2 separate regions of the Homo sapiens genome follow, and region 2 is linked to region 1. A link is a loop called in an ENCODE intact Hi-C map of the cell type or tissue named here. Cell type or tissue: IMR-90. All regions are shown on one strand.

Region 1 (5,000 bases):
GAGGCGGAGGTTGCAGTGGGCTGAGATACGCACCGTTGCACTCCAGCCTGGGCAACAAGAGCGAAACTCTGTCTCAAAACAAACAAACAAATAAACAAACAAAACAAACAAACAAACAAAAGAATGTAAAGAGAATGAAAACATTCAGCTTTTGGTATCCAAAGTAGGATTCTGGAACAAATGATGAGCTGGAAAGCCAAGCCTCTTAGAAAAGTTGCTGGTTCACTCAGATCATTTTCCCTAAGTGCAGAGATGTTACTCCTTCTGCCTGAGGTATAAGATGGCAACTCCCGCCTGCCTCGCTAGACCCTTCCCAATCAGGGAAAACTTAGTGAATCAGTTGACCCTATTTTGTTGTCATGTCAGCCTCCATTCTGCTGTTTTGCTGCTGCTGCTTGGTGCTTGGGCTGGAAAGTGGTGGTTTAAATGTCCAGCATCTCACCCGGACGTGATATCTCATGCCTGTAATCCCAGCACTTTGGGAGGCTGAGGTATGTGGATCATTTGAGGTCAGGAGTTCAAGACCAGCCTGGCCAATATGGTGAAACCCCGTTTCTACTAAAAATACAAAAAATAGCCAAGCACTGGTGATGCGCGCCTGTAGTCCCAGTTACTTGGGAGGCTGAGGCAGGAGAATCGCTTGAGCCTGGGAGGCGGAGGTTGCAGTGAGCCTAGATCGCGCCACTGCACTCCAGCCTGGGTGACAGAGTGAGACTCCATCTCAAAAAAAAAAAAAAAAAAAAAGTCCAACATCTCTTCCTTCTGCTGGGAGTAGCCACCTCTTTACCTGCTTCTTTTGCAGCGTTGACACCTTATCCCCACCACCTGCACCCACCCCTACCCCTGCACCTTGCTCTAACATGTGGTCAGAATGGGGTGACTGCCAGCTTCTGCATGAACTTTCCCTCTACAGCCACGGTGATTGTCTAGGGGAAAAGGCAGAAAACTCAGCTAAACCAATGAGTCTTTTATGGAGATTTATTTAACTACATTGAGTGGCATCTTTTCCTTCTCTGATGGTAAAGCTAGGAATATGTAAGAGCAAAAATGGCTGAAAACTTTGCTCTAGTGTTGAAGGGAAAGCCATGTGACAGGAAAGAAGAAAGCCACTGTTCAGCCTGAAGCAGAGTCCACTGATGCTCAGAGAGAGTCCTAGTATCATTGCAACCCGCCATTCAGCCATCTCGAAGATACCAGGATCCCACTCTTCCTGCAACTTAGCTATACACATCAATTCAGTTTCCATTTTGCCTAAGCTCGTGCAACTTTAATCTCTTTCGCTTGCAGCTAAGAGTTCTGCCTGTGTAGCGGTCTTATAATTATCTGAATTAGAGCAACACTGAATGAGCCTACTCGCCCTTTCTCAGGTCTAAAAATACCATATAAAATATTCGTGAGAAATTAATATAGTTCCTAGAAAAGACTTTGCCAACGCTTGTCCATTTGTAGGATATTTTAAGTAGCCTTTAAACAACAATAACTCCCTTTTGGAATGAACAGACAAAAGGAAGAACTGTTCTTCTGAGATGTGAGATCCTGGGATATGATTCAACAGGACTTTTTGTGGGAATGGTTTTGCTGCATTTTTCTTTTCCAGAGGGCAGAAAAGAAAAACCATGTTATTTTCTTTTATTGTATGTTATAAATGCATATAATTTCCAAAAAATCAACAAAGACTTCTGATGTAAATGTGTATTAGTTTCATCTAACTTCTTTAAACGCCATCACATACCTAAGGACTTGGGGAGACATATCTATTTTCACAGTTCTTTCCGATTCTAATGAGCTCTGAAAAGTTTATTTCAAAATAATCCTTCTGTATTAAGCGCTGGCTCATTGACAGGTCCCCTTTTATCGTAATTTCATGAAGTTTATTTTCCAAATGAAGGTTTATTTTTGCATGGAATTCTGAGGTTCTGCATTGTGTATATGAAGCAATTAGTTTGGGATTTCTGGAATTTATTTTAGACCAGACAGATGTCTTCAATTTACACACTCTGGGAGGTGACAAACCCTATTAACATTCGAAAGCTATCAATTTGCTTTATCTTTGTTCTTAAGCACACCCAGCTACGATCCAGGGTAATTCTTTTTGTTTGATTGTTTATTGGTCTTGTGTTTTTATGTAGACAGAAGTAGGAATTTAAGGAAAACACGGAAGATAGCTTCAGTAATTTTATCACTGTCAAAATCTAGTGGGTTACTTTAAGAGCCACGAATCACACCTGTATTAGAAATGCATTTTTTCCTGACTAAAATTCTTTCCTTTTAGTAACCACCATTGAAGTCTAAAACACATACACAGTAGCTACTCATCTTTTAAAGTTTTTCTTTATCACGTTGGTGACTTATGCCTGCTATTCCCTTGCTTACATTGTCTTTTTTTAATCAATGGTTGTTTTTACCAGGTAATAGAAACATATCTCTAAGCTGCGTAGACCTCAGCATGAATCTGAGTATTTTTCTATTCATTAGTCAAATCCTTCGTAGTCAAAAGTAAGTGCACTCCCATTGTGTACAAAGTCCTAGACTGTGTTGATTTGGGAAGGAGGGTTCAAATGATGTCCCCGTTCATTTTTATTCTGAACTTGAAGACCAAACCAGGGTTATTATTTTTTTTTCCGATGCATTCTGCAGCCACTAGATGGCTCCGGAGATATGCTCGGGTCTTCTCCAGAGTCAATTACTTCGAAACCTAACAACCTAAATTGCTATTTACTTCTCACATCGAAGTCCAAAACTGCACGCGCATTTTGCTGATTATAGGATTTAAAAACTGAGAGTAGGACCCAGAACTTGATCTGAATAAACTCAGCCCACTATTGGGAAATTTTGTTTACAAAATTTGCTTTTTATTATGACTGCCGTATTTTATTTTCAGTGAATGTGGGGCGTATTGTTACTGGCCAGGAGAAAGTTAGAGACTAACAGATGTCATCGGTAGTGTCAGATCTAGATCAAATGCAGAATGATTATACATCCTGACACAATTGTTTTTGAAATATAGGATAATCCATTACGGACAGGATGTCTGACAACTCTAGTTTTAGTGACATTGTACTTGACTTTGAGCTCATGCTGTTTCCTTTATCTTGGATTAAGTTATTTATGTATGAGTCCAATAGAACTGAAAACACTTAGAACTAAGATTAGAAGGATACTTTCTTAACATGACTACTTCAGACTACCTCAAAAATATATATCAAAATATATTTAATGGTGAAATATCATAAATATTTCTGTTAAAATGAGGAGGAAGAAAAATATGCTTACTGTCATAATTTAAAATTTTCCTCTGGATATTTTAGATAATGCAGCAAAATTTTCCTCTGGCTGTTTTCGATAATGCAGCAAGTCAAGGGAAATAGAAAAGGTATTATAGAAAAGGAGAGACAAAATCATCATTGTGTGTAAATCATAATTTCTTTCTTCTAAAAAAACAGAAGGTTGGGATAAGAAAATAGTGTTAGTGGGTCAGTTATAAATAAATTGTACAAAATCATTAAAATTTTTAAAATAATTCTACAAAAATCAACTTCCTATATGCAGCAATTATCAATTAAATTATAACAAAAATATATTATATTACAATATTCAAGTATACTGAAAAGCAATGTATATTACCATACAGCAATTACTCTCCTGAGTGGCAAAAAGACACTTTAAAAAATGAAAGATTATCCTCTTTTGGATGGGAAGAATATTGTAGATATATCAATTCTACCTTTAGTTAGCTTATAGTTTTAATGATAATCCAACAAATATTGCTTCAGAATTTTTTTTCAAATTTCACAATTTTTTTTGGAAGTTCATGTGAAAAATCAATAGAAGAAAAGATCCAAGAAAATAAGGATGAGAGGCAATTCCATTGTTAAATACTTTGTTTATAATTTATCATCAACCTAAAGTAATCACAAAAGGCACTAACTACTCAAAGAGAAAAGTAAGTATTCTTAGATATACATGTGAATTAGTATTTAGTAGGGTAGCACTGCAAATTTTTCAATAAAAAAACAGATTAATTCAATAAATTGTTTACTATTTTAAAAATAACAAATTTAATTCCCTACCACATACAATATTGCAAAATAAAATCCAGGTGGATTACAGAGAGAAAATGATGAAACATAAATATATAAGAAAACTAAAAGTGCTGATTTGAACATTTGCACAATGATAGGGTAAGAAAAATTTTTAAGCACTTAAAAAGTATTTACATATTAACCAAACTGTTTTTTCTGAAAACCAGAGAAAGATAACTAAAATTATCAACAAGAAAATATTTTTAAGAGATTAATGAAAAGATACAATTATCCACAATATATCGAAGTCTTAGAACTCTATAAAAAAAGAAAAGCCAAAACGCCACAGTAGAAATGAACAACAAAGACATGAACAATCAAATTCCCAATGAAAAAATACAAATGGCAAATAAACAAATCTAAACATTGTAAACTACACTAGTAGCCAAAAAAATGAAAATTACAATTAAATACTGTTTTTGTCTCAATTTGGAAATTACTAAAATGAATAATTACACAAGTGTTAGGCAGGTTACAGAAAAAAAATGGACACTCTCATATTCCAGTGGTGGATATGTAAATTGGAACATCATTTCTGCAGGGCAATTTGGCAGTGCATTTCAAATACATTAAAATGTGCATATCTTTTCACCGAGGAATGTCACATTTAGGAACTGATTAGATGTATATAAAAACATCTGTACAAGGATGATCACCCTTTTATTTCTTATTACTATGAGGATTTGATCCAAATTTAAGTGTTCAGAAATATGAGATTAAACAAACTATAGTGTGTACTTAAAATTCTTTTATCTAGACATTCAACAAATATTTATTTACTTTTACAAAGATAATATGCATTCACTAGAGATTTAAGAGATAAAGGGCTAAGAAAATGTTCACAGGATACTGCTGGATGACAAAAGCAGGTCATAAAACAATATGCAAGAGGAAATCCCATTTTTTATGAAAGCTGCA
Region 2 (5,000 bases), 220 kb before region 1:
AGACCTGGAGAAGAGTGACTGTATTTTTTAAAAGTATGCAAGAAACTTGTGGGAACTTAGCAAAGCTGATTTGTTCAGATTCTTCTCTGTGACCCTGCGTCTTCAGAGAGAAGAAAGTTCCTTTCCTCTGGGCATAGAAAGAGCCCCCGTGGAACGAGAATCCTGGGACCTGATTCAGGGGAGAAGGGCAGAAGAAGGTGAGAGTCACTTTCCTGTTTCTGCTGTTTTCTCAAATGTGAATGTACCATGTTTTAGGGTATCCTGAACCCCATCTCCCATCCACCCTGCCTCGGCCCATAGTCTCTTGTACTGTTTAATGACAAGAGCAAATTCCTTATCCTCGCCAAGATTCGGTTTCCCCATCTGTAAACGGAGATAATGATGAGCTCACTTCATACTTTTACTTCATTGTTGCCAGGGCTAAGGGAGTGAAGCTGGCAATAGATAAATGGTGCCTGATACCATACACCTTGCGGGGCCATACAAAAGGACACAGCACTCTGTCCTCCTAGATTGTTAACTTTCAGTCTTAAATAAAAGAGCTAGGGAAGAAAAAGCTGTTAAGGGGCCAGTTTGAGAAAGAGACAGTAAGTAACAGTTTGTTTCTCAGGGGGCGCAGCCTCCCCTGGGTATGGGCAGGAATTTACCAGGCAGCACACACACAGGGCACTTTGAGCACAGCCCACTTACCTGCTAAGACTTAGGGGGTGTCTGAGGCACTCAGAGCACTGAGCGGGCTATTGTGGGCCCCGAACCAGGAAAAAGCGTCCCTGTAATTGAGCAAAATGCACCCTTTCTCTGGGTTAAAATTCCCAAACTCAAAAGGTTTCAAGTGATCTTATTTTATTGTTATTTTCTTTAACAGGAGACTTTGAGGTGTGAACTGAAAGTCGTTACTCCTCCCCTGAGCTTGACTGCTGGGTTACCCAGAGGAGCCCAGTGTCCTGCAATGAATGGGCATATTATGCCTTCCATTAAAAGTTGTGGCTCTTAATTAAAAACGTGATCGTGAGTCTTTATGGAGACATTGTTTAGGTTTTCTTTAGCTGTTAACACATAATAAATCATTTTAAAAGGACCTTTTCCCCTATCTTTTAATGGTTAGTGCATTTTAAAAAAGTGATTTGAAAATAAAACTGGGATTAAATTTAGTGTTTGACAAGGTGCTAAGGGGCTCACCACCTCTGCCAGGATAAGACAAGAGGGCTTTACTTCATTTGCTACTGACCTTCTTGTTTTCCTAGTTCTAGCCTGGCTTGATCGATTCAAATGGCAGGGTGACTTTGGTGTCAGAAGTTTAACTGGCAGGTATCAGGAAAAGCTGCAGGCAGCCTATGCCACCCCATCTTTCCTTTATTATCTTGCAATTACAAAGCATTCAACTCTGCTGAGAAGAAAAGCCTGCTTTTTTTTATGAACTCTCCAGTAATGCTATAAAGCAAGGAATGACGTGGGTCGCGTGTGGGCGCATGTGTATAATCCACGAATGCCGGAGACCTCGCCCTCATTCTGTCTTCCTAGCACAGGTTCCTTGAGAGTGCAGTGAATGGCTTGAGATCTTGGCTGCCAGTCATCTTGGGAGTTCTGAGCGAACAGAGGCAGGGACTGGCTTGTGTCTGAATGACGGTCACAAAGACTTCTGCATTTATTGTGCAAGTTCTTAGGGCCCTTGGGTTGGATGGAACAGAGGACTCAAGACGGAAGGACAAGCCGGGAGATGTGGCACCGTGGGTGTGCAATGTACCTATAGGAATGCCTGCAGACAGCATTCCTCTGCAAAGGAGGAAAACAATACTCCATGCGGGTATTATGAGAGGGCACGTGCGAAAGGGTTTTTGCAAACTGAGTGTCACCAGACAAATAGGAGAGATGATGATGATGCTTCTGCCAATTCTGCTTCACAATCATTTTCAAAAATCATTTCTTTGCAAAATTTCTAGTTGGCTGAGAAGATGGTTTCAGCTCTCTGCGTCCTGCATTCTAATGAGATTTCCAGATAGAGAAAGGCACTATGTTGTTTGCTGCTAGGCAAGATGCTTGCTGTCCATGACGTTTTCCTTGCTGCGAGGTGCCCATCTCTAAGCTAGGATTCGGCCTCAGAGCCTCGGTGTTGAGCAGTTTCGCCGTGAGGCCAGGAGAGGGCGGGCTGCCCCTCTGCTCTTCCGCTCCTGGGCTCCCGTCTCCCTGTCCTGGCTGTGACCCTCACTCTTGTGTGCCACGGAGACCACACACATGGCGGGCAGTGGTTTTTCATCATGTTTACTGAAGGGAAAGGGAATTTAAGAGGAATTCTCCAGAAATTACAAAATGCCAGACGTCTCATTCCTGGTTACAGCCCATTCCAGCGTTTATCCCTGATTCAACCTGGGGTCACTCTCGGCTCAGACTCTCACCTCCCGCAGCCTCTCTCCTCTGGCTTTGCCCAGCCTACTGTCTGCCTGCCTCCCTGGCTCTCGCTCTCAGTCCTCCCTCTGGGTCCCCCCGCCCAGTCCCTACCTCATAATTTTCTTTTTGTATCTCAGGCCGGTCTCCCCATCTCCCCCACCTCAGAGAAGAGGAATGATCTCATTGCTTTCACACGTTTCGAGGAAGACAGTAGCTTCCATCCAGCCTAAGCAGAAAACCCGCAAAACTCATGACTTCCGCGTTGACCTGGGAGTGCACCTGCCAGTACGTGGCTTTCCACTTTGAGAATGAATGACAGTCATTCCCTTTCACCTGAAGGAAAAGCTCTGTCCTCTCCTAGTCAACTCTGCAGCCTTCGACTTTAGAAAAAAGAATCTTCTAGCAGGAAGGCTTAAAGGGGGTCCCCGATGACCGGTCCAGTGGGCCGGGCTTGGAATACAGTGGGTGGCAGTGAGCTGCCCGCCGCTGGGGGCAGCTGGTTTCATCTGGAGAACCATGTTGTCTCTCCTATAGCTGCAGTCCGGTGGCCTAGTCCTTCTCTCTGGAAACATACGAAGTGAACCTCATCATTTTCCTGACAGTCCTGAAGTTATTCAGAGACAGCAATCACATCTGGGGTGTTTTCTTTTCCCGGTTAAAAAAATCCCCGTTTCTGGGCCGGGCGCGGTGGCTCACTCCTGTAATCCCAGCACTTTGGGAGGCCGAGGCGGGCGGATCACGAGGTCAGGAAATCGAGACCATCCTGGCTAACATGGTGAAACTCCGTCTCTACTAGAAATACAAAAAATTAGCCAGGCGTGGTGGCAGGTGCCTGTAGTCCCAGCTACTCGGGAGGCTGAGGCAGGAGAATCGCTTGAACCCGGGAGGCGAAGGTTGCAGTGAGCCGAGATCCTGCCTACTGCATTCCAGCCTGGTTGACAGAGCAAGACTCCGTCTCAAAAAAAAAAAAAAAAAAAAAAAAAAATACTATGTGCCAACAGTAAGCACTCAGTAAGTAAAAATTCTAACACTGTTATATTTCTAGTATTATACTCTTAAATACTATCATTTGATCAATCCTATCTACACAGAAGTATAAAACAGATGCAATGCATGAAATAGAATGAAAACAAAATCTCGTTCCTTTCCCGGTCCGCTAATTCCATTCCTACAAGAGCACCTGTGCAGATTTTGTGTGTATACTTCCAGGTATTTTCTATGCATGGACAAGTATACATTTGTATATAATCTCTCTCCCATGAACGGCTTTATACTAATAGGTACAGCTATGTCTTAATTTTTTTCCACATAATAATAAAATTGGGACATCATTCTAGCCTTTCCATCTCAAAAAGTAGAAACCTGCCTCATTTAAAAACTATTTTTATGGCCCGGCGTGGTGGCTCACTCCTGTAATCCGAGCACTTTGGGAAGCCGAGGCGGGTGGATCACGAGGTCAGGAGATCGAGACCATCCTGGCCAACATGGTGAAACCCCGTCTCTACTAAAAGTACAAAAATTAGCTGGGTGTGGTGGCGCATGCCTGTAGTCCCAGCTACTTGGGAGGCTGAGGCAGGAGAATGGCATGAACCCGGGAGGTGGAGGTTGCAGTGAGCCAAGATCACACCACTGCATTCCAGCCTCACAACAGAGCGAGACTCCATCTCAAAACAAACAAACAACAACAACAAGAGAAAACTATTTTTATTATATATGCACCTATGTACAATTTTTGGAAAGTGCATGGGTATGGCGTATACACTGTAGTTTTAGCAGAAGCATTTGATACCATCAAAAGAGTAAACACAACCCATATATAGCCTCTGAAGCATAATAGAATGAATACCTGAGACTCTACCACTCAACATCAGAAATAAAACATGAGTGATAGTGTTGAAATACTATTGATATTCCTCCCTATTCTCTCTCCACTTCCCCATCAGGAATCCCTCATTTTTCTCATTCCCTCACTCTTCTTACTAGTTTTAGCATATATATATTTGTCTCCAAGTAATGCATTGTTTTGTTTTGCCTGTTTTTACTAGCTTAAAAATTGTATTATATTGAAGAGATCTGTGATTTGCTTTTTTTTTTTTGAGATGAAATCTTGCTCTGTCACCCACTCTGGAGTACAGTGGCGCAATCTCAGCTCACTGCAGCCTCTGCCTCCTGGGTTCAGGTGATTCTTCTGCCTCAGCCTCCTGAGTAGCCACCACACCCAGCTAATTTTTTTGTATTTTTAGTAGAGATGGGGTTTCAGTACCTTTGCCAGGCTGGTCTCGAACTCCTGACCTTAAGTGATCTGCCTGCCTTGGCCTCCCAAAATGCTGGGGTTACAGGCTGAGCCACCACAGCCAGTGTGTGATTTGCTTTTAAATTCAACATTATGTTTCTGATGTACATGTCAATGTGCTTAGCCCTATTTGATTTCCACTGTTGAACTTATGTCATTATATAAAAGATTTATCTACCAATTTTGGGTTATTTTTCATTTTCTGCTGTGGTAAATAATGCCATAAAGACTGGACGTGTCTTTTGTATTTTTTTAAAAAATGGTTGTATTGTGCGACTGGCCATAATTATTTATTCTTTTATTAATAAATATATGTGTGTGT

The links. Peaks named below come from ENCODE experiments on the same cell type or tissue, not always from the same donor. Only the 100,000 strongest peaks of a DNase experiment are listed, where the experiment ranks them.
Region 2: a loop joins it to region 1, with 3 times the contacts of the local background. A loop is called at or near these places in 2 of 110 quality-filtered maps.

What each region holds. Positions count from the first base shown.
Region 1 is chr17:13,335,339-13,340,338 of GRCh38, forward strand. No RefSeq gene overlaps it. Among named protein-coding and RNA genes, the nearest start is that of LINC02093, 31 kb to the left of the region's middle. In IMR-90, a CTCF peak has its summit at 2,649 (motif pointing right); a DNase peak (open chromatin) is centred at 2,653; H3K4me3 peaks cover 718 bases; H3K27ac peaks cover 167 bases.
Region 2 is chr17:13,112,555-13,117,554 of GRCh38, forward strand. No RefSeq gene overlaps it. Among named protein-coding and RNA genes, the nearest start is that of ELAC2, 97 kb to the left of the region's middle. RefSeq lists an enhancer at 1-2,588. In IMR-90, a CTCF peak has its summit at 2,150 (motif pointing right); no DNase peak of the experiment used is centred here; H3K27me3 peaks cover 1,456 bases.